2 separate regions of the Homo sapiens genome follow, and region 2 is linked to region 1. A link is an interaction called in ENCODE POLR2A ChIA-PET data of the cell type or tissue named here. Cell type or tissue: OCI-LY7. All regions are shown on one strand. Links, peaks and the distances in the headings refer to the core of each region. The heading gives the core; the rest is flanking DNA. Region 1 holds the start of LOC105374810 (a long non-coding RNA gene). Region 2 holds the start of LOC124906160 (small nucleolar RNA U13).

Region 1 (15,824 bases), core at 6,763-11,762:
GAATCAAGGATAAGTAGAAACTGAAACATATCTAATATGGTTTCTGGCAGAGGGCAGGCATTCAACAACTTGAATGCATGAACAGAGAGGAATTGGAACAGGTGTCAAAGTACAACTTGTAGATTATTTTTCATGAGAAGTAAATTCACACTTTCAAGGGCTTAACATCTATCACACTATTCAAATTGTTTCAGAGTTCAGAAAATGACATAAGGTGTACAATCTATTTTATGAAACCAGCATTATCTAGAACAAAACCATAGATAGCAAAAAAGAAAATTACAAACAAATCTTACCTATGAATATATATTAAAGCATATGAATATATTTTCATCTGTTTGTGATGATATCTCATAAAAGTGGATAATTGGATTTCCACAAATCTAAAGGCTCTGTTTGAATTGTCTGATTTTAAACTAAGACTTTTGGGTATAAAGAGCATTTGTTCTGGGTGTTCCAAGAATGCATCTCAAAGACATGGGCAGTAATTTTCTACATAAGCCAAGATGGGTGGGGGTGCATGCGTGAATGTCAGGAGAAAAATCCTGTGGAGAGTACAATGACAGGGAGAGAGGAGCAAGATGCACACACACACAGGAAAACAAACAACACAATGGTGATGTCAAAAAATACTCCAAGTCAGAACTCAGGGGCATCTTTCCAAACTGCAGACCCTAATTATGTTCAAACTGCTTCTCACATGGTTTTCATATAGAATAATTTATTTATCATGGTTAACATTTCTCCTTAGCAATGTGGCAGTACAATGCAAGTAGACTGATTGCTAAGAGAACAATTCAAATATAAAAATTATAATACTTAGAAATAAGCATAGTTAGAATTGTATAGAACCTTTGTGAGTAAAATTTAAAACAAAAACAAAGAAACAAAAAGACTTTGAATTAAAAGTCCAACATATAACTGAATGAAAAAGATTTCATTTTAAAAAATTGACAATGTTCACCAAATTATATCTATTAGACTTTTTAATCAAAATTCTAAAGGGAGATTTTAGGAATTTGACATATATATTTAGACTTTTCTGAATGAATAAAAGGGCAAGAATGTCCAATAACATTTTGGAAAAGAAGACTAATAAAATTATTTGTCTTACAAGATAATAATAATTATTTTGAAAATAATTATTTTTATTTTATATATTTAAGAAACACTTAATTTACCAATAATCTATGTGCACTCACTATAGAGAAGATCGCCCAAACTTATTTTGGTAGAAAAGAATAACAAATTATGCATTTTTATATTTATATCAATATGATTGCTTTAAGTGATATGTTCCTTGCTTTATTAAAAAAAGAAAAAAAAAAACAAGGCCAATCAATAAATCTTGAAAATGTGTTTAAATTTTCACATCTTATATTGTATAACAGCTACGCAGTCATTGTTATAAGATTTTTTCTTCCGATCTATTTTTTAAACCATGGAACGACACACACGCACATATAAAAAATGTATTTTTTTCCCCAGAAACAAAGTGCAAACCGAAACCACAGCTATGATTTTATTTTCTTTCCTAGTCACCAAATTACCCAATTTGCCCCAGTAATATAAGGAAGTATTGGCAGCTCCCTCATGGCTGATAAGAACTTGAAGAGGGGACAGATTTATCAGATAAATGTAAATTGTCAGATACTCTTTCCAGATGACCTCAAGATTAGTTTTGCCTGCTGGTAAGGGTTGCGCCTTTTGTTCAACTGCATTAAAGAGTCCATTTAGAAAACTTCAAAACTCTTTATTTCTGCCCGAGGATGCTGTCCTACCGACTGCCCCTCTGGAGATGATGCAAAAAATCTCCACTTCTTTTTAAATATGGGGAGTAATTTACCCAAGCAAAGCAATAAATTGTGTTCAGAAGTAACTAAACTCAGCGTGCCCTGTAGTTACTGCTTGGTTCTGCAATTTCAAACCTATAATTAGATACGTTGTTAGGTTTTGCCAAGCTTTAATGACCTCCATTCTGTTTATGACAAATGCTGGAGAGCCACCCCCTGGGGGAATCCTGTGGGGCAAATGCTGATGACTTGATGAGGGCTCGCTTTATTTATTTAATCTTGAGATACAATTTCCCCATTTTCAGATTGTTAAACATTCCAGCATGTCAGCATAATGTATGTGCATCATGCATGGTATGTGTGTGGTGGATAGTGTGGGTGGAGTATGTATTGGCAGCATGGGGAGTCATCAAAATTAATCACTAAATATGCAAAGACTGGATTGGAAGTCATAGACCTTTGGGTAATGCTCTCCATGGCTGTACTTTTGATTCTCAAGAGGTGGTTAATGAAAAGTTGGGCAAAGTTGTGTTTAGTTATGGTTATTTAATAAGTAGATAAGCATTTATCACGTGAGTAGTACAAAATGACCGTTCATAACCTCCTTGGGAAGACAACACAACATAAACAAAACAGATAAGGATGAAGCAGGCAATGGAGAGCTCTTCAGGAAAGACTTCCCTGATCTTTCCAGGCAGAATCAAGCCCTTACACAAGCCCCATTACTATACTTAGTGCATTGCAATAATTACTTCTTTACACACTTGCCTCATTCACATATAAGGTAAGCTCTCTGGGCACAGAAACTATTCTTGTTAGTATTCCATTCTTAGTGCCTTACATGGTCCTGACATGAGACAGGGGCTCAGAAAATGGGAGTGACCATGTGAATTAATGAACATGGTACAAGGTCACCTCTATACTGGAGGAAAGATCCTAATGGTTGTTGGTAGAGAGAGTCAGTAAAGGAAGCCTTCAAGGGTGGCCTAAGATGCATAAGTAAGACTTTATACCCACTCTAGATGCAACCACTGTGACTAAAGGACTGGTATAAACACCGGACACTTTCAGTTGCATGGGGTTATTAGAGAGTATCAGAAAAGGTCTCCTTGTCTTCCCCAAAAAAGTATTTCATTAATTGGCCTTAAACTCTTCTGGAGTAAGATAATTCTGTTGAAACTGAAACACCTTTGAGAGACTAAATGCATCAACATCTTATAAATCATCACTATATTAGATGATATCGTTTCCGGAACACTTTTTCCCCTTAAATGGAGGAAGGAGGATGAGGATTGACACACGGTATTCTGCGTGAGGAAGTAGGTCTGGGAAGGATCCTCAGCACAACCAGAAGTGGCCTAAGAACATCACCCGGAAGTAGGTTTCTAGAAGTAGTGGAAGGCAGCAAGTGAGCAGAACCCCCAATACAAGCTCAATAATTTGCCATTTTGTTTTGAGCTAATCCTTTTTACTGAATACACAGACACAGGAAAGTAGGTTGCCTTTTGCATTATCCCTACTTTCTGTGTTTGCCTGTGTCAATGGAAAAGTGACCTGGAAGTTACAGCAGAGGAGGGCAGAATCTGGAATTTTTGATCTAATTTGAATAAGAAGTGTTCGGAGAGTAAAGGATGATTTGCAACTCCCCATAGCTACAGGGAATAATGGGTCTTAACTGTATAACAAAGAGAAAGAATCAAAGCACAAATTTGGAATTTTATTGTCAAATTTCTGAAAGCAATTTATTTAAATATGTAATTTTATTACAATTAATGGTTCTAGTTAAGGTGGAAAAATTAGTCTATGGACAAGGTTGCAAGCCTCCTTAGGTTATGAGTCTAAGTGGCTGCTAGAGGAGAAGAGAACTCAGGCAAAATCATGACACAAAAGTAGAAGAAGGCACAGAGAATGGGGTCCAACGCTTTGAAGCCCAGTAGAATCTGGGTGGAAGGCAGTGAATAAAAGGAGGGAAGAATCGTGAGAAAAGTTAACGCAGACAACAGTGAGACTCTTCACAAGGTGCCAAAGGAGGGCTAATAATTTGGCACCCCTTCAAACTGATATGTTTACATTAGCTTTACCTGATGTAAAGTAACCCACTCTGACTGAACTTAGTAGCCATTGATAACATATTAGCAAATTATATTTAAGTTTATATATACATATGTCTAATTTCATTGTGCAGTCAAATAACCTTTTTTTCTCAGTTACGACTGTTAAGGAAACCGATGACAGTGCTTGTCAAAACATCACAGAGTGGAGAGCTAATTACAGGTTTCAGCACCTTTCTTCAAAAGTCTGTCTTTGTGACGTAATGACCACTGAAAAAGCGAAGCAGATGGGAAACTCTTCTTTTGGATAAGAAAAGCATATTTGTATGAGATTTTGAAATGCAAAATACACAAGATAGAATATTCTCCAGCTTCCCTCAAGGCTTGCTCTCCCAGCCGGTCTTTTCTTCTTTGCTCTCCCATGTTGATTACAGCTCCTTGTTGATTATTCATTTCTGGTTCTCTTTTTGATTAGGTGCTCCACATTTGGCGATTCTTCTCATTCCAATCGTTCCTTAGTGTCTTCAGCCCATCTCAATTTTTTTTATTCTAATGAATTTGGTCTCCTCTTTACAGTTTATTACCATTCTTCTCTTACAGTTTCTAAAAATTCTTACACATAGTCTTTCCATTTTCAGGGCCATTACATTTTAAGCCTTTATTTGGTGAATCAATGCTCATAACCATAAATGATTCTAAAGATTGCATTATCATATTCTTCATTGGCTCATCATTTTCAGTGCTTAATAATGAACAGGCATGGGTTTGCCAGTGAGTGCTGAGGCCTTTAATGATTATTGGCTGGAGTGATCACGTGAAACCACACTCAAACTTTGTGGAAACATACCAAAGCGCTTTTTACATATAGATATTTATTCAATTCTTAGTGAAGAAGAAAACAACCTAAATTACTACTAATAAAAGTGTTATACTCCATGTTTTATTTTACAATTAAGGAATGTATTACATGTGATTTTTCAGAGCAGACAGTTCCTGGGTAAAGCATATTAAACCAGTTAAAATTATGGCTAATTCAGCTTATTGCCTTTTTCAGGCAATCAGCTTTTTGTTATGCATCACTTAGTTTCAGAATTGTAGCTTGCCTGACCTCTGGCTTCACTGGTCTTGGAGGCAGCGTTTGGCCTTGGGTTGCACTATGAAACTTACACAACTGCATTACAGAAATGGCCAACAAAGGGAGATGGTGCTGGTGAGGAGCATGCTCCCAAAAATTTCCATGAAGTTTGGTGGAGAGAGGTTCCAATTTATATTTCACTACTGAGAAAACTGAATTAATCGACACCATTATTCAGATCTGCATCGGTGGTATTTTTTAAAAAGGTATTACCTGCCAAAGTATTGCTTAGGTGAATCAACCCATTCACCTAAAATATAAATTTTAATCAAGTACCCCACAAAAAAACATTAATCTCAAGCCACCTACCTCTACCTTTCCCAGCCCACTTTTGCTTGACTCTGATTCTGAAGAGACTAAAAGTTTTCAGTAATTCCAACATCTTTTGTATAAAGATTTTATTAAAGTATTTTAAAATTTATCTACTTTTCCTTTCTGACTCCCGAATCAACAACCCTTCGATCCTGACCCAAATGTGAGTCAGTTGATTCCAAATAAGGCTGAAAACTCTTGAAAAAGTAAAAATGCAAACATTTTTTTTCTTTAGCCCAGACAGGAATTAGAAACTGCTGACTGCATCCGTTTTAAACTAAATTTAAGAAATAAACAACTTAGCTACCCCAGTGATTGTTGACAAGGGACCAGTTACATCCCACTCCCACACTTTCCCTGCTTAGGCTGCCTAACCACTAGGTTTTGTGAATTAAAGAGGAAAAGAAAGAAGAGAGATTGAGCTCATCATTGAAAACGAAGCTATCGGCAGATCTGTTTGGTATCTTTACTTTCTAAAGATAGCAAGGTTAAGTTCCACTGTGGAAATGATGACCTGAGGAGGGAGATGGAGGCTGGGTAGAGTTAACGTGGTCCCGCTCTTGGTGCGTGCTTGGTTGGAGAACTTTGCGGTGCCCTTAGCATGAACGGGGTCCTGTGCTAACACCTCATTTGCAGGCAATGCTACAGTGCCGAGGTTACAAACTTGGCGGCTTGAGGCCTGTGTCCAACCCATCAGACTTATTTGTTTGACCTTCACAATCTTAAATAAAAATTAAGCCAACATTTAAAGATCAGACAATTACATATTAAATCTCCTATTTCTGCCTTTAAAAAAAAAATCAGAAAAGGCAACAAACTCCAATTCCCCAGAGCTGAGTAGCAGCTGTCCAGCCTCCAGCTGGGCCCAGTCTCACCATTTACAGCTCTTCCTTTGATACTGAGTTTCCTTTGCCATTTAGCATGATGTTTTTTCGCTGCTGCTTTTCTCAGTAATCATTTAAAAATTATATCTCAAAAGTCAGAAAATGAAAGGCAGATTGAGAACTTTCTCCCCCAATATAAATGAGAGAACATGTTTACTTGTGGAAGTGAAAAATATATCCATTTGCTTAATGAACAAACAAGTTAGGTCTGTGTCAAAAGAAGACAGCTTAAGGTTCCCAGCTATGCTACCAATTTATGTTACCCTCATGGCTCATGTGGGTGTTGGAGTTTGTAACCCCTGAATTGTTTATTACATTCTCTACATCAGTGGTTCTCAACAAAGGGGTACAGAAGAATATCACAGTCAACCAGGTGGCTTCTTCAAACTACACGTCCTTCCACATGGATGATTCTGGGATGCCTGCCCCTCTGGAGCCCTATCTGATTACAATTGTTGTCTAGGAAATTCTGATGTAATTATCTAATAGAGAATTCCTCATTCATATTCAACTCCTTGTTCATATTCTGGTCTTCAGATGACATTTATTGAAAAGCATCTTGATGTCTTTATTTCAATTCTTCTGCCCTGCTTCACCCCAAAGTAAGATCGCTGACAACTCTGGCATTCAGGTATCATACTGACCACCCATAGGGTATGTGTATAAATGGTGGGAAGCTGCCAAGAAGCCCCCTCTGATTGTGAAGTTCTTGTTTCAAATGGTGTGTGGTAATCAGAGTGGGAATAAAAACTGCCTGACACCTTTGAAACTGCAGTAGGATGGTTAGCAAAAACTCAGGATATCTGTAGATGTGTGGCTAGCCAATTTGAGAACCTGGGGAGCTTATTAAAATATTGGTGTCCAGGCCTCATTACATTGTTTTTAATTAATAATTCTGGGGTAGATGTTGAGAGACTGAATATACAAATGGACAATGGCCAGAGCTACATAAAAATAGAATTCTGACCCACAACCTCTGTAGCAACCAATCCAGGAAAACAAACCATAACCTCTGTAGCAATCAGCCCAAAATGGCCAGGATTTGGTTAGCTTCCCTAATGTGTGTCTTCCTTCCAACTTAAGACCAGCTGGAGAAAGCCAAATATGTACCCCTAACCAATTGCATGGGATGCTCTGCTTTTAGTTAGACCATCTACGGCATGCCCCTGCCAACACCCTCCAATCAGGACACAACTGAACCCTTCCCTTTTGCTCACTATACAGCTTTTACACTTCCCCGCCTGCCTTTGTGTTTCTGCCAAATGCAAGTGATAGTGGCTGGCTTCCTTGCTGTAATGAGCTCTGAATAAATAGCTTTTGCTTGTTCCTATCTGGGTAGTCTTCCCTTATTTTCAAAGGTTCCAGGAGTCAGTACATTTAGCAGCCTCCCCAGACAATGCTGTTGCACAACAACATTGAAGAGTCACTGCTATAGAACACTCCTGTGTTTCCCAAATTTTTCAAGAATCACTGTATGTGTGCATATGTGTGTGGGGAGTAAGTACAGATTCTCGTATCTCGCCCCAAGATCCAACTGAAATAGAATTTCTGGGAAGTGGCCTGGGGGTTTTTTTTCTTCAACTTTTTAAGTTCAGGGGTACATGTGCAGGATGTGCAGGTTTGTTACATAGGTAAATGTGTGCCACCGTGGTTTGCTGCACAGATCAACCCATCACCTAGATATTAAGCCCAGCATAGGATTTTGTTTTTTAAAAAATAAGCCTCCTCCTCCAGGTTGTTCTTATTATCAAGGACATGTGGGAGACTCTGGTCCATGGTGCTGTCCATAGGCTTGTGCCAGGTCACAATAAAAGCACCTAGAACATTTGTTTTAAATAGAGACTTCTAAGCTCTACCATAACGTTGTAAGTCTAGGCTCTCCTAGTGATTCCAATAGGTCACATGTTCTGGGAGGCCATACTCTACTTATATGATTCGCAAATGGTAACGTTCATACATATCCCCTGGGAATCTTTTAAGAAGGCAGATTTTGATTCAGAAAGTCTAGGTACGGCTGAGATTCTGTATTTCTAACAAGCTCCCACATAACACTTCTGCTGCTGGTCTGCTAACTAGGCTTGGAGTAGTTAACATTGGCTGCATAGTGGAACCACATGAGGAAAGAGCCCCAAGTGTGAGACCTAGTGGGCAGCCAAGATTTGGAAGACTAGTTCGTCTACACACTGCTCAGCCACATGACTGGAACAGTGTTTTCACAGGAATGGCAGCACAAGCGATCTGAACAGCGCTCTGATGAAATCAGCACTGACCTGTGCCTGACGTCCTATACTCCTCAGCATGGCTTTATGGGTTCTTGCAATTTTTCCTGTGGGTGTGAAAATGCCTGGAAGTCCACTCAGTGAGCTTTGCAGTGGTTGCTCCGTAGGATTCCTGTTGAACTGCCTGGCCTTCAGCCATGGGGAGATTTTGCTGAGGGGTAGGCTTAATGGTGGCCCTGAATATTCCTGCTGCCCAGCAGCTGGGAAGTAGTTAGCTGAGCAAGATTCATCTTCAATGACGAAGGGGATTTCCACAAGGTAAATTGTTCTAACCTCAGAGATGAGTGTGATTGGATGCTCCCAACTTAAAAAAGAAAAAAAAAAGGTACACAAAAAAAACCTGGTGGTCAGATTGGTTTATGTTCAATCTTTTGTCCCTAGGCTTTCACGACCAATTACAGGGGCGAATGAGACAACAGTGTTGTTGCTGATGAGAAGGCAAATCTGGATGGGTTATAATCACAATCCACCCTTCACCAGATGGCTTCCTCTGTTGCCAGGCATTTGATGAGCCATTTCATGAAGCCTCTTATGGGGATGGGTTAATGCCTGAAAGCCTGTGGATTTGAATGGACCAATGTGAAGGTGCTTAATAGATCCTTGGATGCTTGGCTCATTTTTACTTAGAGGATAAATAAGCTGGTACATAATACAATCTAAGAGAGCTTTTCCAGAATAAAACTACCTCACACCTGAGGATTATGTAGCTTTCAATTGATCATGCATGACACCAGAAAGGAGCAAATTTGTGATAATAGGCCTGGAACCATATTACCATGAGTCCAGGGACACATGTTTTTAAAAATCATCTTTCCAAAATGTGTTACATCATAATAGATCAATTGCAAAGGTCTCATGGCTGATAAACACCCCACTCTGCCTGTGCTCTGTAATTATCTAGAGCAAAACATTCTGTTTAGTGAATGGCCTTTGTTTTCTTTTCTATTTTTTTTTTTTTTTTTTTATCTTTTTGGAGAAGAGTCTTACTCTGTCTTCCAGGCTGGAGCGCAGGGGCACAATTCAGCTCACTACAACCTCCCTCTCCCAGGTTCAAGAGCTTCTCATGCCTCAGCCTCCCAAGTAGCTGGGACTACAGGCACATACCACCACACTCGGCTAATATTTTTTTTTCTTTTATGCATTTTAGTAGATGCAGGGTTTTGCCATGTTGCCTAGGCTGGTCTCAAATTCCTGAGCTCAGGTAAACTGCCTCCCTCAGCCTCACAAAGTGCTAGGATTACAGGCGTGAGGCACCGTGCCCGGTGGCTTGTTTTCAACCACATTGAAATAACGTATAAATAAAAGGTATCTCTAAGAAATATTCAGATATCTGGAGCCTGGATCATGTTAGAAGAGGCCAGGAGAAGCTAGAGGCTGTTTGTAATTATTATGATGTGCTACCTAATTCTCAGGCAGAGGTTGGGAGGTTAGCAGGGAGAAGGCAGCAGAATGTCCATGTGGAAAAAAAATCTTTATCATCCACAAACCAGTGCATGTCTGGTTTCTGAGAAACAAGATCTCTCTCAAATATTGATATCCAGAGGCTGGTCTAGTGGTCATGAATCACTGGACATGAGTCATTTCTATATATATAGATAGATAGATATTATAGAAATATATATATATTTTTGTAAAAAGTACACCAGGTACCTTTATTTTAACAACAAACTTGATGTGTGTTCAACTCTTTTCTGAACAGAGAGTTCCCAAAATAAACTAAGTAGCAGATTACCTTATTTCAATGTTTAGCAGACGGTGAGTGATACAGAAACTCCAGACCAACCAAAGGAAAAAAATTTATAGTAAAGTTTTGCACTATACGATGGTATAGTAGACTAATATTGCTTTCTTTATCTTATCTCACCACTGTATTTTAATACCCAAGAAGATACAGAACAAGAAAGAAAAACTAGCAAAAGTACTGAATTCAGAGATACAAGAAACCCGCACGACACAGTCTGGAGAATTTCTTTTTTTGTTTGTTTGGTTGGGTTTTTTTGTTGTTTTTTTATTTATTACTATTATACTTTAAGTTTTAGGGTACATGTGCACAATGTGCAGTTTAGTTACATATGTATACATGTGCCATGCTGGTGCGCTGCACCCACTAACTCGTCATCTAGCATTAGGTATATCTCCCAGTGCTATCCCTCCCCCCTGCCCCCACCCCACAACAGTCCCCAGAGTGTGATGTTCCCCTTCCTGTGTCCATGTGTTCTCATTGTTCAATTCCCACCTATGAGTGAGAATATGCGGTGTTTGGTTGTTTGTCCTTGCGATAGTTTACTGAGAATGATGATTTCCAATTTCATCCATGTCCCTACAAAGGACAGGAACTCATCATTTTTTATGGCTGCATAGTATTCCATGGTGTATATGTGCCAATTTTCTTAATCCAGTCTATCATTGTTGGACATTTGGGTTGGTTCCAAGTCTTTGCTATTGTGAATAGTGCCACAATAAACATACGTGTGCATGTGTCTGTATAGCAGCATGATTTATAGTCCTTTGGGTATATACCCAGTAATGGGATGGCTGGGTCAAATGGTATTTCTAGTTCTAGATCCCTGAGGAATGGCCACACTGACTTCCACAATAGTTGAACTAATTTACAGTCCCACCAACAGTGCAAAAGTGTTCCTATTTCTCCACATCCTCTCCAGCACCTGTTGTTTCCTGACTTTTGAATGATTGCCATTCTAACTGGTGTGAGATGGTATCTCATTGTGGTTTTGATTTGCATTTCTCTGATGGCCAGTGATGGTGAGCATTTTTTCATGTGTTTTTTGGCTGCATAAATGTCTTCTTTTGAGAAGTGTCTGTTCATGTCCTTCGCCCACTTTTTGATGGGGTTGTTTGTTTTTTTCTTGTAAATTTGTTTGAGTTCATTGTAGATTCTGGATATTAGCCCTTTGTCAGATGAGTAGGTTGTGAAAATTTTCTCCCATTTTGTAGGTTGCCTGTTCACTCTGATGGTAGTTTCTTTTGCTGTGCAGAAGCTCTTTAGTTTAATGAGATCCCATTTGTCAGTTTTGGCTTTTGTTGCCATTGCTTTTGGTGTTTTAGACATGAAGTCCTTGCCCATGCCTATGTCCTGAATGGTAATGCCTAGGTTTTCTTCTAGGGTTTTTATGGTTTTAGATCTAACGTTTAAGTCTTTAATCCATCTTGAATTGATTTTTGTATAAGGTGTAAGGAAGGGATCCAGTTTCAGCTTTCTACATATGGCTAGCCAGTTTTCCCAGCACCATTTATTAAATAGGGAATCCTTTCCCCATTGCTTGTTTTTCTCAGGTTTGTCAAAGATCAGATAGTTGTAGATATGCGGCATTATTTCTGAGGGCTCTGTTCTGTTCCATTGATCTATATCTCTGTTTTGGTACCAGTACCATGCTGTTTTGGTTACTGTAGCCTTGTAGTATAGTTTGAAGTCAGGTAGTGTGATGCCTCCAGCTTTGTTCTTTTGGCTTAGGATTGACTTGGCGATGCGGGCTCTTTTTTGGTTCCGTATGAACTTTAAAGTCGTTTTTTCCAATTCTGTGAAGAAAGTTACTGGTAGTTTGATGGGGATGGCATTGAATCTGTAAATTACCTTGGGCAGTATGGCCATTTTCATGATACTGATTCTTCCTACCCATGAGCATTGAATGTTCTTCCATTTGTTTGTATCCTCTTTTATTTCCTTGAGCAGTGGTTTGTAGTTCTCCTTGAAGAGGTCCTTCACGTCCCTTGTAAGTTGGATTCCTAGGTATTTTATTCTCTTTGAAGCAATTGTGAATGGGAGTTCACTCACGATTTGGCTCTCTGTTTGTCTGTTGTTGGTGTATAAGAATCCTTGTGATTTTTGTACGTTGATTTTGTATTCTGAGACTTTGCTGAAGTTGCTTATCAGCTTAAGGAGATTTTGGGCTGAGACAATGGGGTTTTCTAGATATACAATCATGTCGTCTGCAAACAGGGACAATTTGACTTCCTCTTTTCCTAACTGAATACCCTTTATTTCCTTCTCCTGCCTAATTGCCCTGCCCAGAACTTCCAACACTATGTTGAATAGGAGTGGTGAGAGAGGGCATCCCTGTCTTGTGCCAGTTTTCAAAGGGAATGCTTCCAGTTTTTGCCCATTCAATATGATATTGGCTGTGGGTTTGTCATAGATAGCTCTTATTATTTTGAGATACTTCCCATCAATACCTAATTTATTGAGAGTTTTTAGCATGAAGGGTTGTTGAATTATGTCAAAGGCCTTTTCTGCATCTATTGAGATAATCATGTGGTTTTTGTCTTTGGTTCTGTTTATATGCTGGATTACATTTATTGATTTGCGTATATTGAACCAGCCTTGCATCGGAGGGATGAAGCCCACTTGATCATGGTGGATAAGCTTTTTGATGTGCTGCTGAATTTGGTTTGCCAGTATTTTATTGAGGATTTTTGCATCAATGTTAATCAAGGATATTGGTCTAAAATTCTCTTTTTTGGTTGTGTCTCTGCCTGGCTTTGGTATCAGGATGATGCTGGCCTCATCAAATGAGTTAGGGAGGATTCCCTCTTTTTCTATTGATTGGAATAGTTTCAGAAGGAATGGCACCAGTTCCTCCTTGTACCTCTGGTAGAATTCGGCTGTGAATCCATCTGGTTCTGGACTCTTTTTGGTTTGTAAGCTATTGATTATTGCCACAATTCCAGCTCCTGTTATTGGTCTATTCAGAGATTCAACCTCTTCCTGGTTTAGTCTTGGGAGAGCGTATGTGTCGAGGAATTTATCCATTTCTTCTAGATTTTCTAGTTTATTTGCGTAGAGGTCTTTGTAGTATTCTCTGATGGCAGTTTGTATTTCTGTGGGAGCGGTGGTGATATCCCCTTTATCATTTTTTATTGCATCTTTTTGATTCTTCTTTCTTTTCTTCTTTATTAGTCTTGCTAGCGGTCTATCAATTTTGTTGATCCTTTCAAAAAACCAGCTCCTGGATTCATTAATTTTTTGAAGGGTTTTTTGTGTCTCTATTTCCTTCAGTTCTGCTCTGATTTTAGTTATCTCTTGCCTTCTGCTAGCTTTTGATTGTGTTTGTTCTTGCTTTTCTAGTTCTTTTAATTGTGATGTTAGGGTGTCAATTTTGGATCTTTCCTGCTTTCTCTTGTGGACATTTAGTGCTATAAATTTCCCTCTAGACACTGCTTTGAATGCGTCCCAGAGATTCACATAGGCTCAAAATAAAAGGATGGAGGAAGATCTACCAAGCAAATGGAAAACAAAAAAAGGCAGGGGTTGCAATCCTAGTCTCTGATAAAATAGACTTTAAACCAACAAAGATCAAAAGAGACAAAGAAGGCCATTACATAATGGTAAAGGGATCAATTCAACAAGAAGAGCTAACTATCCTAAATATATATGCACCCAATACAGGAGCACCCAGATTCATAAAGCAAGTCCTGTGTGACCTACAAAGAGACTTAGACTCCCACACCTTAATAATGGGAGACTTTAACAACCCACTGTCAACATTAGACAGATCAACGAGACAGAAAGTCAACAAGGATACCCAGGAATTGAACTCAGCTCTGCACCAAGTGGACCTAATAGACATCTACAGAACTCTCCACCCCAAATCAACAGAATATACATTCTTTTCAGCACCACACCACACCTATTCCAAAATTGACCACATACTTGGAAGTAAAGCTCTCCTCAGCAAATGTAAAAGAACAGAAATTATAACAAACTATCTCTCAGACCACAGTGCAATCAAACTAGAACTCAGGATTAAGAATCTCACTCAAAACCGCTCAACTACATGGAAACTGAACAACCTGCTCCTGAATGACTACTGGGTACATAACGAAATGAAGGCAGAAATAACGACGTTCTTTGAAACCAACAAGAACAAAGACACAACATACCAGTCTGGGGAATTTCTAATGACTGCCTTGTCATTAGATTGAGAAACATACTGAACTACAGACACCCTGCCTTACCTCATCCCCACCACCTGCTCCAGCAGCCACACCTCAAGAGTGCGTCACTTGTCACACAAAGGGGACTTTCTTCTGAGCAGTCGGGGCCCTGTCACTCCCCCCCACCTACCACACAGCAGCATCTCTATTTCCATTCAGGCCCAACTTTAAAAAAAAGAACCCAGATGAGAGATCTGGCTGTGGCACACTGCGATCTGGGATATGTTCCATGAAGGTTCAGGCGCCACATACACAAAATGAATAGCTGATACTCCTCCTTCATCAGAGAACTTGTGAGGCAGAAAGCGGGGAAAGCCCATCTGAGTCCAGCAGAGCTCCTCTGGGGGACATCAGGTCAGGCCCCAGTATCTGGGCCAGATGCAGTACTCATCAAAATTGCCTCTCAGTCCAGGTTGGAAGAGGGAAGCTGCAGCACCCCGTGGCTAGAAACAGGAGAAAGATATCCCCTACAATTCTCTAGATGATAAATCTCAAGAGAGTTGTTCCCTAAAGCATTAGTTAACTAAAAAATAATATAAAATAAGCAAACATGGGCTCTAAGAAAAAAAAATTCAGGTTAAGAGGATGATTTGAAGGCTCAGAAAGAGCACATCTTTGAAAATTACTTGCTATAGGAAACAGAATTTTAAAATAAAATGCATCTGGTTGACTCTTCATTGACAAAGCGGAAGCTCCCAGGGATGAGAGGTTGAACACTAAATTACACCTCTTTACACCATGTCAACTTGAACGCTGTGGGAACCCAGAGGCCCCTGCTGGGCTCCTGTGAGTCAGATCTGTCTACCTGGAGGCTGCTGCAGCGACGTGAAGATCTGGCAACTGGGGTGGACACAGCCATCAGGGAAATCAGCAGTGACAGTGGTGGGAAGCCAGGGTGAGGAAAAGCAAAAGAAAACGGGGGTGTTCACACTGAAAGCAATTTCCTTTCTTATCACCTCACACTTGTCGTGCTTTTGACACATTTTTATCGACCTTGGACTGCATAGAATATTAAACTTCCTGCATTTATTTGTGTGTGGTTTCATGCGCGTGGATTCTTTATGTTATTACTTTGGAATATAGTGTGGCATTTCCTCAAACCTTCTCGTCTTTTGCTCAAGCATGGGTTTAAGAGCAAATAAACACACATACTCATTTCTGTTGTTGTGGGTGAGACAATAGTGTCATCATGTATTTATTATGTGTTAAGCATTGTCCCAGGCTTTTAAAATTAAGATACACATGTAATTCTCGCAACAACCCGCAAGATGGGTGTGATAATCCCTCCTTTGTGGATTGGGCAACTGGCTCCCAAGAGGGTAATGTAACTTGCTCAAGGCCACACAGGGAAGGCAGGATTTGAACTCAGGTCCACTTTATTCCAAAGCCCTGTCTGCCATAGCCATACTCTCCGAACA
Region 2 (15,824 bases), core at 3,932-8,931, 95 kb before region 1:
GATGGTTGTAGATGTGTGATGTTATTTCTGTGGCCTCTGTTCTGTTCCGTTGGTCTATATATACATCTGTTTTGGTACCAGAACCAGGTTGTTTTGGTTAATGTAGCCTTGTAGTATAGTTGGAAGTCAGGTAGTGTGACGCTTCCAGCTTTGTTCTTTTTGCTTGGGATTGTCTTGGCTGTATGCGCTCTCTTTTGGTTCCATATGAAATTTAAAGTAGTTTTTTTCTAGTTCTCTGAAGAAAGTCAATAGTAGCTTGATGGGAATAGCATTGAATCTATAAATTACTTTGGGCAGTATGGCCGTTTTCACAATATTGATTCTTCCTATCCATGAGCATGAGATGTTTTTTCATTTGTTTGTGTCCTCTCTTATTTCCTTGAGAAGTGGTTTGTAGTTCTCCTTGAAGAGGTCCTTCGCATCCCTTATAAGTTGGATTCCTAGGCATTTTATTTTCTTTGTAGCATTGTGAATGGGAGTTCACTCATCATTTGGCTCTCTGTTTGTCTATTATTGATGTATAAGAATGCTTGTGATTTTTGCACATTGATTTTTTATCCTGAGACTGCTGAATTTGCTTCTCAGCTTAAGGTGTTTTGGGGCTGAGACAATGGGGTTTTCTAAATATACAATCATGTCATCTGCAAACAGAAACAGTTTGACTTTCTCTCTTCCTATTTAAATATACTTTATTTCTTTCTCTTGCCTGATTGCCCTGGCCAGAACTTCCAACACTATGTTGAATAGGAGTGGTGAGAGAGGGCATCCTTCTCTTGTGCCAGTTTTCAAAGGGAACGCTTCCAGCTTTTGCCCATTCAATATAATATTGGCTATGGGTTTGTCATAAATAGCTCTTATTATTTTTAGATATGTTCCCTCAATACCCAGTTTTTTTAACTGTTTTTAGCATGAAGGGGCATTGAATTTTATCGAAGGCCTTTTCTGCATCTATTGGGGTCTCACCCAGTTGGGTGGCACGGGGAGCAGGACCCATTTAACAAAGCACTTTGGCTGTCCCTTGGTGGAGGGGGTGTGCCATGCTGGGGGGAAACTCACTCGTCTGAGTTGCCCGGATTACTCAGAACTAGCAGGAGGAAAGACTAAGTCTGCTGGTCTGCAGAGAATATAGCCACTCCTCCTCCTAGGAGCTCAGGCCCAGGGACATCAGAGTTCTGTCCCTGAGCCCCTGAATGGAGTTGTTGGAGTTCCTCCAGGGAGGCACCCCAGTGAGGAGGGATGGGTCAGGGTCAGGCCTGAAGATGCACTCTGGCTGCAGTCTGCCACAGCCTGTGTGTTGCCCTGTGAGGAATAACCTCTTAAGACCAAGCCTTCCAGCCTCCCTGGCTCCAGCCAGGGAAAAGTGCAGCCTGGAGCTATAGAGATGGCTGCCACCCTTCCTCTACCCCAAGAGCTTAGTGTATTAGACAGCTAGCAGTCCCATTGTTGGCTGCTGCCCTTCCTCCAAGTCTCTTGGAAGGCTTAGACAGTAGGCGGCTGCCCCTCCCCACCAGGAACTCAGCCTGTTTAAGCAGTTTCTAGCTGAGTGGCTGTTGAGAATCTGCTCAGCTTTGTGGTTTTCTAGGCCCCAGTGGTGTGAGCTCACTAGTGAGATTTTCTAATCTGTGGATTACACAGTTCCATGGGAAAAGCACAGTTTCCCAGGCTGGATAGCACTCTTACTCACCACCTTCCTTGGCTGGGGGGTGGAAGCTCCCCTGTCCTGTGTGGCTCTCAGGTGGGCCACTGCACCATTCTGCTCTTCCTTTCTTTCTGTGGGTCACGCCAGCTGCCTAGGGTCAGTCCTGATGACAGAACCTGCATACCTTGGTTGCCGGTGCTGGATTTGCATGCTGTTTTGGTTCTTTTCAGTGGGAGCGTCTGATCACTGCTGCTTCTAGTTGGCCATCTTGACTGCAGTCATTCTTTCTATCTTAGAGCTTCTGATAGATGTGTAGTAGTATCTCACTATGGCTTTAATTTGCATTTTCCTAATGGCTAAAAACATAGAACATCTTTTCATGTGCTTATTTATCTTCTGTATTTGTTTTTTGACGAAATGCCTTTTCATGCCTCCTGCCCATTTTCTACTTGGATTGTTAGCTTTTTTGTTATTGAATTTGGAGAATTTAAAATATATATATATTCTTGACATTAGTCCTTTGTTGGGCATATGGTTTTAAAATATTTTATTCTCCTCTATGGTTTGCATTCTTATCCACTGTTACAGTTTTTTCTGATTCATTCTAATTCCTAGCCTCTTTCCTTCAATGCTGTCTTCAGAGGTATTTTAGTACCAGGAACTCCTAACATGAAAATCCTTGTAGGATTCCAGTAGAGACTGGAAAATTGTTTATAAAACTGGTAAAATTTACATAAATATCTGGATCTTAGCTTCTCCAAAAGAATCAGGTAATCAGGCAACACTGGTTTGCATTTATTTTGATAACACTCAGAACTCACTTTAGATAGTACTCTCTGAGTTTTCACTTTCTTCACTTTTTCCTGTTGGCTAATAACCAGACTGCTTTATTTACTTCTGTTAGAGTTTGTATATGGTTGGTTTGTCCCACCAAATCTTACATTGAAGTTTGATCCCAGTGTTGGAGGTGGAAACTACTGGGAGGTATTTGTGTCACTGGGGGTGGATCCCTCATGAATAGATTAATCCTTTCTCTGGGGAGGGGTTGAGATGAATGAGTTCTCATACTATTAGTTCCCATGAGAGCTGGTTATTAAAAAAGAACCTAGAGTTTCCTTCTCTCACTTCCTCTCTTACCAGGTGATCTCTGTACACATTGGCTCCCCTTTGCCTTCTGCCATGAGTGAAAGCAGCCCGAGGCTTTTGCCAGATGCAAATGCCCAATCCTGAACTTTTCAGCACTCCAGAATTGTGAGCCAAATAAATCTTTTTTCTTTATAAATTGCCCAGCCTCAAGTATTCTTTTATAGCAGGACAAAATGGACTAAGATGCTTCTTTACCTGCCTAGCCCTGGTAGGCATTAAGATTTTAACCCCTGGCTGACACAGTACAGTTTAAATTCTCTTGCATGATATGGTAGGCTGAATTATGTTCCCCAAAAACACCTAAGTCCTTGTAAAACAAAAATAAAATTCTAACCCCCCCACCCCCACCCCAACCATCTGAATGGACTTCCTCCTCAGCCAGGACACTCTTAAAATTTAACCTGAAAGATTGGTTCAGGCCATTGCAGGAAGTGGGGCTCAGACATGCCTCATTACGCCTCTCTGGCATTAACATCAACACAGACCTTAAGTCTGATAAGAAGTATTTACAATCTATTCTCTCTGAAGCCTGCTACCTGAAGACTTTCTCTGCACACTAAGAACTTTAGTCTCCACAATCCTTTATCTTAACCCAGACATTATCTATTTTCTTTCTATTGATCCCAGGTCTTTATATAAACTCAACCATTTGGCAACCAGAAAATTTAAAAATCACCTATAATCTGGAAGCTCCCCCCAGCCCCCCACTTCAAATTGTCCTGCCTTTCTGAACTGGACTCATGTATTTCTTAAATGTATTTGATTGAAGTCTCATGTCTCCCTAACATGTATAAAACCAAGCTGCACCCCAACTTACACAGCGTCCATGTGAAGAGACCACCACAGGCTTTGTGTGAGCAACAAGGCTGTTTATTCCAGCTGGGTGCAGGCGGGCTGAGTCCAAAAAGAGAGTCAGAGAAGGGAGATAGGGGTGGGGCCGTTTTATAGGATTTGGGTAGGTAGTGGGAAAATTACAGTCAAAGGGGGTTGTTCTCTGGCTGGCAGGGGCAGGGGACATAAGATGCTCAGTGGGGGAGCTTTTGAGCCAGGATGAGCCAGGAGAAGGAATTTCACAAGGTAATGTCATCAGTTAAGGCAGGAACAGGCCATTTTCACTTCTTTTGTGATTCTTCAGTTACTTCAGGCCATTTGGATGTATACGTGCAGGTCACAGGGGATATGATGGCTTAGCTTGGGCTCAGAGGCCTGACACAACCCCCTTGGGCACGTGTTCTCAGGACTTCCTGAGGGCTGTGTGACAGGCTGTGGTCACTCGTATTTGGCACAGAATAAATCTCTTCAAATATCTTACAGAATTTGCCTCTTTTTATTGACATCCTGATTCCTAGAACCTGCAAATACGTTACCTTATGTAGCAAAAGGGACTTTGTTGAGGTTGATTAAGTTAAGGATCTTGAGAGGGGGAATTATCCTGGATTATCTGGATAGGCTTGATGTAATCACAAGGGTTCTTACAAAACAAGAGCAGAAGGGACAGGGTCAGAGACGAGATGTGGACAGAAGCAGAAGCTGAAATTATGCACTTTGTAGACAAAGGTAGAGGCTGCAATTCAAGGGATGCAAATGGCCTCTAGAAACTGGAAAAGGCAAGAGAACAGATCTCCCATTGAATGTCCAGAAGCAGTGCAGCTCTTCTGATACCTTGGTTTTAGCCTGTAAGATCTATTTTGGATTTCTGACCTTCAGAATTGTAAGCTAATACATCTGTGCTGTTTAAGCCACTAAGTGTATGGTAATTTGCTACAACAGCAACAGGAAACTAGCACTCACAGTGTTTAAGTTTATTTACTACCTGACTTCAACAAATCCCTGAATGCTGGTTTCTTTCCCCTTTGCTCCATTCTCTGTATACCCTATAGTCTCCACATGAAATTACTCATCATTCCCCAGGACACCATGTTTTTCACATCTCCATGTTTTTGAGTCATGCTTTTTGCCTAAAATTCTATCTCTTTCCATAAAACTTCTAGAAAAGAAAGGGGGAAGCCTACTTTAATATTATAACTACCAAAGATATTTTTACCACTTACAGTGCAGACAAGCTGAAGTTGATGAAAGATGCCACAGATCATTCCACAAGTTTCCCACCTGAGAGAGTACACCCTATTATAAGAGTCCCATTAAGATACCCTAATTTGGAAGAATTCAAACTGGAAAAGAAGGCAGTTCTCTGTGGATCAGGTGGGGAGTTCTTGGCTTGATGTCCTTTTAGCATTGTAGAATAACACTGGGAAGCCAATGTGATGGGAGGTGCAAAGGCAGGTATGGGCATGGCAAATGGAAAGGTGACAAATGGTGGGACCTCCTAAAGATGCAGCTTCTTTGTGCCTTTCTGTGGATCCCAGTTTTAGTATTTAGCATGTCATGCATTTGTAGTTAAAATCTAAAGCTAACTTAAGAAAAGAGTTGAGACTGTAGTCAGCCAGGTTCAGCTTTGCTTGCAGCACTGGTGGTCCCAGGAAACAGAGCAGCTGTCTCCCAGTGGAACAGAAAGAACTGCTCTAGCTGACAGCAGTTGCATTTGCACCGACTCAACCAAGGCAGTGAGCAGTTCCCACCACATGCCTATGGAGACGTGCTGCTCCCAGGCTGCTGGGCACCACTCAGTCTGATTCCTGGCTGGGCTCACTGCCACGTCTGCTGAACCACTTTGTTTTCCAAGATCTACAATGCCACCAGTATGACCAATTAATATTGCCAAGGCACCTGCCACAGTTGGCCATGGCTTCTGGGAATGGTAGTGACAACAGATACACAGGCAGGACACAAACCAAGCTTTGTGGGTAGTTCCCAGCATTTTACCAAAACTGCCTCTTTTGCTGCAGGGAGATATTTTCCCTTTCAGATATGGAACTTTCCATTCGAGACGCCCATACTCTACCCCAGCCAGCCTCCTCTTCCACAGGGAGATGCATCATCTTCTCATAATTCCTCTTTATGCAGCCCTTAAGTATGGCCTACACAGCACATGCTTAAGCACAGCAGAGCTTTCCTCTTAAGCCTGAGGTCTTTCACGGCACCTCTTCCTCTGGCACTGCACTAGCAGGGCAGTGAGATTTCAGAATCCTGACATTCTGCTGCCACTGCTCATCTGCTTGATTTGCATGCAAGGCAGAACCCTCTCTAAAAGTGACAACTAGAAAGTATTTTAAGATGCCGGCTCCTAGCATTATTAATCCACCTAATATGTCTCTGAGGGACTAGGGGGCAATCTTGTAACTCCATGCTGGTTTTTCAACAGTGTTAGCATGGGCTTTTATCAGAGACTTTAGAATTTTCAATTGCTTCTATGTAGCTACTTCCAGGATTTCTTCACCATAATTAGTTCTTGTCACATGTTTAACCTGTTGTTTTCAGAAACTGATGAAACCTAATGAATTCTTTTAGAACTATATTGTTTAGGGAAAGGTAGACGTGTGGGATGAAGAGAAACAAAGCCTTATAGATGCTCAAAAATCAGCCCCAGCTCTAAAGAGATAATGCAGCTTGGATTTTCTGATACTCTCCTTGAACTTTCCAATCAGGAAATAGGCACTGGGAGAGGGAAACCACATTTTCCTCTCTTTTTCAAAAAAAATGTTGCCCAACAGGTTTGTGCTATTTCTGATAACAAAGCCCGTGTGGGCTGTGTCATCCAATTATATCCCCGTAAGATCTTTGTGATAGATTGATTTTCACTCCCAGTTGATGAAATTGTTGTCTTTTTTTCCCCTTATGTCTTCACAGGCTTTTTAGTGGAAAGTTGAAAAATGCTGCATTTGGGCCCACTAGCTGGATTGCTTGCTAAATCAGACTTCTAGATGTAACTTTCAAAAGTCTGTTTTGTTCTTTTTTTTTTTTTGTCTATTCAGAGAAGCCCATTTTATGGATTGTAGAACAGGGCCAAGTGGAGGTGGTTATTATGGAGAATGAGGAGCTGCATTCAGTCTTTAAGAAAACCTTGATTTGAATGGAAAGCTCAGAAACCCTAAGCTTTTACATTTCCATACTTGCTGGAGTCGTGGTGCCAATTTTTATTTCCTTTGAATGAGAGACAGGTAATTTGTAGTTTATTGTGCCTTTACAATGCAATGCCTGATGCTTTGTTAACTAACAAAACAACAAATTTCATCATGTGTCAGTTAATGATATCTTCTCTCCCAGTGTATGGCTTTCTTGAATACTCAGAAATTGTCTTAAAATTTGAGGAGTTTTCTTTTGAAATATAGCTGTCACTCTAATTCCCTATCCCCCTTTCAGTCTTCATCTTTGGAAGAAAAATTTGCACTTGTCGCCACATTCTCGCCTGCTCCCCGCCCCCCGGGCCCCCAACAATTTCCCCAACCTCTCCCCAGTCACTCCTTTGCTTACTGGATTCTGGGCCACCATCAGTCCATGGCAAATCATCGTGAAGGCCACCACTGAATTGCTAACAGCCAAATTCAACCTCCAAACTTTTTTTTACCTGATTTCACCTCCTGCTTCATTTTTTTAAATAGGAAAAATGAATGTGAACAAGTTTGAATTTTCTCACATCACGCATTCTTACTCCCTTCCCTGTTGAGTGAGCCTATCTGTTGTTCAAACTCCATTCTTGAGACCCTTTCATTTCCTCTGGACTCTTACTCCATCAATAGCTTCTCTAGTATATTCCGATTTCCTCTTTCTACTGGCCACTTCCAAATTAGCCTATGAATGTGTTTGAGTATGTCTCATCTAATACACACAAACACACACACACACACACACACACACACACACACACACACACGCTTTGTCCCTTGATCCTGTGTCCTCCTTCAACTCTTAGATTATCTTTCCTTGAAAAGCCAAATTGGTTAGCAAAACAGTTTCCACTTGCTATCTCCAAATTCTAACCTATCATTTTCTCTTGAAAACTTCAAACACCTTTTTGTGGCATCTAATGGGATGATTATACGTTTGTATGGTTTTCTTTTCTTATCTGATCAGTGAATGTCATGAATTATTTTAAAAAAATGTTGATCAATCCTTGGAGCGCCTTTTTTTTTTTTTAATTCAACCTGCTAATGTTTTATTTGGCAGTTTGCATGTCACAAATATTTACCCCTGTTTTCTTCTGAGAGTTTTATAGGTTTAGCTCTTACATTTAGGTTTTTGGTTTTCAATTTATTCTGAAGTTAAACTTAGGATTTATATTTAGAATCTAGACGGTGGTTCTGAAAGTACTGCTCCCACACCAGCAGCATCAATACCTCCATAAACTTGTTAGAAATGCAACTGCTTATAGGAATGCTTTCACACTGTTGGTGGGAATGTAAATTAGTTCAACCATTGTTGAAGACAGTATGATGATTCCTCAAATACCTAGAACCAGAAATAACATTTGACCCAGCAATCCCATTACTGGGTATATACCCAAAGGAATATAAATCATTCTATTATAAAGATACATGCATACGTATGTTCATTGCAGCACTATTCACAATAGCAGACAGGGAATCAACCCAAATGCCCAACAAAGATAGACTGGATAAAGAAAATGTGGTACATATACTCCATGGAATACTATGCATCCATAAAAAGGAATGAGATCATGTCCTTTGCAGAAACATAGATGGAGCTGGAAGCCATTATCTTCAGCAAACTAATGCAGGAATAGAAAACCAAACACTGCATGTTCTCTCTTATAAGTGGGAGCTGAACAATGAGAACACATGGACACAGGGAGGGAACAACACACACTGGGGCCTTTGGGGTGAGGGAGGTGAAGGAAGGGAAAGCATCAGGATGAAGACCTAATGCATGCGGGGCTTAATACCCAGGTGATGGGTTGATAGGTGCAGCAAACCACCATGGCAGACGCCTACCTATATAATGAACCTGCCTGTCCTGCACGTGTATCCCAGAACTTAAAATTAAATTAAATTAAATTTAAAAAAAAGAAATGCAACTTCTCAGGTTGTAACCCCAGATCACTGAGTCAGAAACTCTGGGAGTGGAGCACAGTGATAGTGGCAGGAGGCAGCCAAATGCCTGAAGCCAAGCCTGACGCCAAGCTACAAGTCAAATTCACAGACTGAATTGAGAACCTGTCTTCCCATTTGGTGCACTTTCCTCTGATTTCTCCCTACCCTTCACCTATTTAAATATAACTACCTTCCCTAATTGGTTTTTTACACTGTCATGCCCACCTTTGAGTGGTGCCTTTATTTTAACCTTTTTCACATACTCGCAAACCAATCAGCACACACTCCCCATTCTGAGCCCATAAATGCCTCGGACCCAGACACACTGAGAGAGAAACCACCCAATTTTGGGTGAGGGACCACCCTCATGTTCACCCTCTGCTGGGAGCTGTTTCATTGCTCAATAAAATTCTTCTCCACCCTCCTCACTCTTCAATTGCCAGTGTGACCTCATTCTTCTTGGATGCAGGACAAGAATTTGGGACCCAGTGAATGTGGGTACACAGAAGGCTGTAACAACTGTAGCCCTCTGCCCTCACCAGTGGAGGGCAACCTCCTCACATGACAGGAAGCAGTGGTGGGGCTGAGCCAACCCTGGAGCCATGAGCCGGAGCAGGGTAAGGGGCTGACAGAACTGTTAACATGCCATTGTTCATCGTGCTGCAGATGATGTGACTGAAAGAGTTAATTATCATGCTGTAGCACCCCCTCTGGGGCTTCAGGGTCGAGGGCACCCCTGCCTGGATGCCACTGTGTTCCCCTTCTCTGGACACTGGAGTCCACTATGGGAGTGGCTTGTGACGTGCCTGGTCCAGCCACAAGTACCACACAGAGCCCATTTCTGTGCCAGCACTGGGAGAGGCCAGCTAGACCCTGCACTCTCTTGCTCACACACCCCCTCTCACCAGGGGCTGAGTGTGCAGTTGCAGCAACAGGAGAATCTGCACCAGAGTGCAGGTTGGACTCTGCCAAGCAGGCTGAGTGGATGGTGCATCTCCTGCAGTGATCTGGTGCCTGAGTAAATCCCAGACAGGGGCGTTGCCAGCTGGAGGTCTCCACCTGAGAAAGTGACTAAGAAAAATCCTACATCAACAGTAGTTTGTGTTTTAACTAAACTTCCAGGAGGTTCTGATACATGGTCAAATTTGAGAAACATTTTACTGGAAATGCATCCTTTTCATCCAAAAACATCCATCACCTCCAAAAGTTTCTTTCTTCCAGCCCTCTTTATTTATTATTGTGCTAAGAACATGTAATATAAAATTTACCATTTTAGCAAAATTTTGCAACACAGTATTGTATACAAAATTGCGCAAAATTATTTATTATCTTTTGTGATAAGAACACAACATAAAATTTACTTTCTTAGCAAACATATGCAATACAGTATTGTTAATCGTAGACATTATGCTTTTTCAAGTAGATGTCTAGGACTTATTCACCTTATACGAGGGATACCTTGTACCCTTGGACTAATACCTCCTAATTTTCCCCTCCCCACAGCCCCTGGGGACCACCATTCTACTCTCTGCTTCTATGAGTTTGACCATTTTAGGTTCATTATATAAGTGATATCATGTAGTATTTTTTCTTCTGTGTCTGGCTAATTTCACTTAGCCTAATGTCCTCCAGGTTCATCTGTGCTGTCATAAATAACATGATTTCCTTCTTTTTTAAGGCCGAATTATATTCCACTTTCTCAGTCTGTTTGAACTGTTATAATAAAATACTCTGTGGCTTATAAACAATGGGAATTTATTTCATTCAGTTCTGGAGTCAGGAAAGTCCAAGGTCAAGGTGCCAGAAAATCTGATGCCTGGTAAGTGTCATCTTTTCACTGTAACCTCAGCAGCAGAAGGGCAATGAATTTCTCTGGGATCTCTTTTATAGGGGCACTAATCCTGCTTATGAGGAGTCTGCCCTCATGATCTGATGACCTCCCAAAGTTGCCACCTTCTAATACCATCTCCTTGGGGGTTAGGATTTCAACATATGAATTTTGGGGCACACAAACGTTCAGACCATAGCTCCATAGGGTATATATATTTATACACCACATTTTCTTTATCCATTCATCTGTTGATGGACATTTAGACTGCTTCCATATCTTGGCTATTGTGAATAATGTGGGAATAAACATGGGAATGCAGATATCTTTTTAAAATCCTGACTTCATTTCCTTTGGATGTATACCCAGAAGTGAGATTGCAGGATTATATGGTGGTTCTATTTTTAATATTTTGAGAAACCTCCATAGTGTTTTCTTTAGTGACTACAACAATTTCCATTTCCACCAACAGTGTCCAAAGATTCCCTTTCCTCCACATCCTCACCAACACTTGTTATCTTTTTTTGGTGTATATATATATATGTGTGTGTGTGTGTGTGTGTGTGTGTGTGTGTGTGTGTGTGTATAAAATAGCCATTCTAACAGGTGTAAGGTGACATCTCATTGTGGAAAAATCATATTCAAATAGATGTTAAATAGACATTCATATGCAATTTACCCTTGAACCCATCCATATACAATTTACCCAATTTACATGTTTGAACTGTGCAAGTCCACTTATACCTAGATTTTCTTCCACCCCTGCTACCCTTGAGCAAGACCAACACCTCTTCTTTCTCCTCCTCAGCCTACTCAATGTAAAGATGATGAGAATGAAGATCTTTATGATGATCCATTTCCCCCTAATGAACAGTAAATATATGTTCTCTTCCTTAAGATTTTCTTAATAACATTTTATTTTCTCTAGCTTACTTTATTGCGATAATACAATATATAGTACATATAACAGACAAAATATGTGCTAATTGACTATGTTATTCATAAGGCTTACAGTCAACAGTAGGCTATCAGTAGTTAAGTTTTAGGGGAGTCAAAAGTTATGTGTGAATTTGAGACTGCATGTGGGGACAGCATTGCTAACCCCAGCATTGTTCAAGAGGCAGCTGTAATTTAATATTAGTTCTGGACAGAATTTTTTTAGAAATAGGAAGATAATTTTGTTTAACATGAGAAACATGCACACACTATCATAAAATCCTAGGGGATTCCCATTAAAGAGAAGTAGAGAAGAAGTATGACCACTGTGACAACTATGGTTTAACACTGTTCTGAAAGTTTTAGAAAAAAACAAGCCATGGAAATGAATTAGGTTGGTAATTATTGGAAATGACATAACAAAGTTATGATTTCCTTGTGTTCTTTGCCTAGAAAACCAAAGGAAATAAACTAATAAAAATTTACTAAGATGATGAGTTAAAAATGGCATATACAACATTAAAGATTTTGTATATATTCAACAATGCAGAACATATAATTGTAAAAAGAGCCCACTGACAAAAACAATTGGAATATGCAGGATTAAACTTAATTTGAAATATTCAGAACCAACTGAAATAAAGCTCCAAAAGTAACAAAAATACACAATTTAATAAAAATAGATACCATGCTTCTGGATACAGAATTCTCAATATCATAAAAGTTGTCTACAAATAAATGTATACATTTCGTAGAATTAGTAATGGGAAGGTGTACAATATTGAGATGCTAAAGTTCATGTGGACAAATAGGCAATAATAGTTTATAAATTTTTTCAAACAAAACTGGAACAGGGATCTATAATACTAGATATTAATGCATGTACATTTTCAGTAATTAAGAGTGGAGGCTTTGACTTGCAATTCTGATGGGGTAGCTTGCTATAGACCAATGCTCCTGCCAAGAAAACAAGAAAAGCCAGATAAAACACAAAAACCATCTGTTTGAAGGCATTGGTGAGCTGCCAAGCAAAGAGAAGATAATGGAGTGACATCTTTGAGTGCTGAAAGAAAATAACTAGAATCCTACAGTGTTAAGCAAATAACAGTGTGGAGCAGAAGAACTGAATAAAGCGGATAATGTCCATACAGAGACCCTTTCCTCCTTGCAAGCTTCTCTCACTATCCCAAAGGCCTTTGGATCAAACTTTTATTTAGGACTCATCCTTAGGGTGGAGTAAAAGGGAGATGGACAGGAGAAGGATTTAGTGTTGCTTCTGTGCCTTACCCCTTGGAAACCAAAATCCCCTTCCCCTGCTCCCAGTTTTTGTTCTTTCTCTTTTTAACCCCAATTGGGATACAGGGAAAACTACAGTCCCCAGGGTTGTGGCCATGCCCTATGCAGAAACATTTCTGGAGAATCAGGTCAATTCTGCTGGCTTGTAGAGCTGCTTCCTTAATTCTTGCCTGTTTTTGCACGTCCCCCTGGGATAACATGGGGACTTCAGTAGCTCAGTCTTTGGAATCACCTGCTAAGTATTTTTAAATGGATTAGAGGGTGTGACTTATCTTTACTCAACTTCTGACATAGGAATTCAACTCAGTATTCCACTTTCCATCTTAAATGGGGTTCAGTGACTCTGATTAGCCAAGGCAACAGATTATACAGTATGCATCAGAAGATGCTATCACCCTAATTATACAGTGCCAAGCATATGTAATGCCTCACAGGGCTGCTTCTTTCACAAATGGTCTCTCCATCTCTTCCCAGGCACCTTTCTCACTCCTAACTAAAGATGAATCAAGAGCAAGTTTCTCTCTCCTCTCTTCACTCCACCTGCATGGGAGCCTACTTCTTCTGGACAGTCAGAAGTTTTTTTATTATACGTTTTTTCCCAAAGAGATTCACTTGTCTTGCTATTTCAAAGCTCTCTCTTAATTACTTTCTTTTTAATAAAACTATATTTAAAGAAGATATTTTTGGCTTGAAACAACAATGCCTCTTTAAGCTGCTTAGACATATGCATTTACTCTTTGAATCAACAATCTCAATTCTAAGAATCTATCCCAAATAGACACTTGGCAAAAGCATAAAAACATGCATGCACATGGCTATTCTTTAAAGCATTTTTTTAGATAGGAAAAGGCTGGAAATGACACAAATGTCTATCAATGGGTGATTGCTTGACAGTTGAGAAGGAATTTGTAGGGAAATTGCTACAAAGAAATTAGAAGAGATAAAGAGCAAATGAGTTGGTGGGGAAACCCAGAGATAACAACATCAGGCAGCCCTTCCATCTCTAGGGCCAGAAGGACAAAAGGAAAAGCTGGTATTAGCAGCTAGGGCTTTCCAGTGAGACTGGAACCTCATAGGAGATGTGGCCAGAGACACGGCCCAAAGCAGAGGAGAATAGAAACCTGCTTCTTTCCTCTGTGCCTCTGTCTCCTACACTGTCTAACTCTACCTACCAAGGAAGGCTGGTTTGCAGAGGTCAGATCAAGAAAAGCTGGGGAAGGCAGAGGATACAAATGAGACATCAGATTCAGTTTCTACTAACTGCTTTTTTTCCCCTCCGTTGAATATGAGTCCTATTTCTTTGTATATCTCATAACGTTGTTTATTGAAAATTAGAACCGGGCGCCGTGGCTCATGCCCGTAATCCCAGTACTTTGGGAGGCTGAAGCTGGTGGATCACCTGAGGTCGGGAGTTCAAGACCAGCCTGACCAACATGGAGGAACCCTGTCTCTACTAAAAATACAAAATTAGCCAGGTGTGGTGGCACATGCCTGTAATCCCAGCTACTCAGGAGGCTGAGGCAGGAGAATCTCATTCCAGCCTGGGCAACAAGAGCAAAACTCTGTCTCAAAAAAAAAAAAAAAAGAAAAGAAAAGAAAAAGAAAAAGCAAGGAAGAAAGAAAATTTAGACATTTTGATAATACAGCAACTCTGGGTCATGGTTTTCTTTTCTGATATTTGTTTTTGTTGTTTTATTTGTTGAGTAGCTTTCCTGGGCCAAACCTGTGAAACTGGTCTTCCCAATGGCTGCTTATGTCTCTGTTCCTTTTTGTTTTTTTTTAAGTTATTGTTGTTTTTATGTTGGACTTATGAGGGATCATTCTTCTTTCTGTGTAGCCTGGTGGTCGGCCAATGATTGGGCAGACACTATACTCAAAACACTTGAGCCAATAAGGTTTCTGTTCTCTGTTGATGGATTTCTATGTAGGAAGAGTACAAACTTCAAGCTGTTTTCAATTTTCCTCCAGATTTTTCTTCCCACCAGGCTCTTCTGCACATTTTCTCTGTGTGTGCAACCTCGGTGTTGGCCAGTAGTATGTAGAGGGGCTTAGGCCATCTTGGTCTCTGTCGTGGATATGTGTAGCCTTAGCTGATATTATGCTTGTCCCAACAAAAACCTCAGATTAGAAAAATCATTGGTCAATTCCACTGACCCTCTGCCAAGACTGTCACTTTTACTGACATTGCTGCATGGGCATGGCCCACCTCTCCAGATCAAGTGTGCCCAGCATGACCATGGTAGCAAAACTACTAGTTGTCACAGCCTGTTCCACTCTCACAAAACATCCATGTCAACCAGGCTGGCAGGAGCTTTGGAGTTGTCCCAGTAAAAAATGTCCTAAGCTCCTACTAATCTTCACAGTTCCACAGGTTTTCAAGCATAAATGCTTCTCCAATTGGCTATGCCTTTGGCAGATTCCAAGAGCATAGACATAGTTGTTTTTGTCATTTTTGTTTAGCTTCTCACTTGCTTTTGGGGAGAGGATTTGCTAACCTTCTTACTAAGCCATACCCTGAAGTTCTACTTCATTCATCTAATAAGTATCTATTTCATACTTTCTTGTAAAAGGTATTTTTCTGGGCATTGAGATTCCTTAATAAATAATACAGACCTAGTTCCTGTTCTTATGGAGCTTATGTTTTTACAAGGGAGATGACAAGTGACCATATAATCATTATTTAATTACAAATATAGTGAGTGCTACAATGGAAAAGCACTTAGACTTCTGTTTTTGTTTCATGTCTTATTGAATCAGCCATAACTTCTAGAAAATCATTACCATAACTTTGTAATAGCAATGATGTGTGTAATTTTCATGTTTCTGATTTTGATAAACATGCTTCTAATGTGTAACCACTAAGATTAATGATTTTAGAGATCATGTTGAAGAATTACATATTTATTCCTCATTTTCTAGTATGTTTTCCCCTCAAAAAATGTATGTTGAGATCCTTTTGTGATTCGTAAACATGATGATTAGGTTTTTATGCTTAGGTGTGAGATGTGCCTCCCTCACATCTTATTACGAC

The links. ChIA-PET counts read pairs that join two places held together with the same protein. Peaks named below come from ENCODE experiments on the same cell type or tissue, not always from the same donor. Only the 100,000 strongest peaks of a DNase experiment are listed, where the experiment ranks them.
Region 2: POLR2A ChIA-PET joins it to region 1 with 5 read pairs; 2 of 35 experiments call an interaction of 5 or more read pairs at or near these places.

What each region holds. Positions count from the first base shown.
Region 1 is chr2:75,326,964-75,342,787 of GRCh38, reverse strand. It overlaps LOC105374810 (a long non-coding RNA gene), which reads right to left and starts at 9,322. Exons shown (of 4, transcript XR_007087112.1): 1 at 1-9,322. In OCI-LY7, for the core only: no CTCF peak of the experiment used is centred there; no DNase peak of the experiment used is centred there.
Region 2 is chr2:75,418,869-75,434,692 of GRCh38, reverse strand. It overlaps LOC124906160 (small nucleolar RNA U13), which reads left to right and starts at 15,744; the gene lies at 15,744-15,824. RefSeq lists enhancers at 1,127-1,286, 1,317-1,396, 1,597-1,866, 1,877-1,956 and a silencer at 1,437-1,526. In OCI-LY7, for the core only: no CTCF peak of the experiment used is centred there; a DNase peak (open chromatin) is centred at 5,862.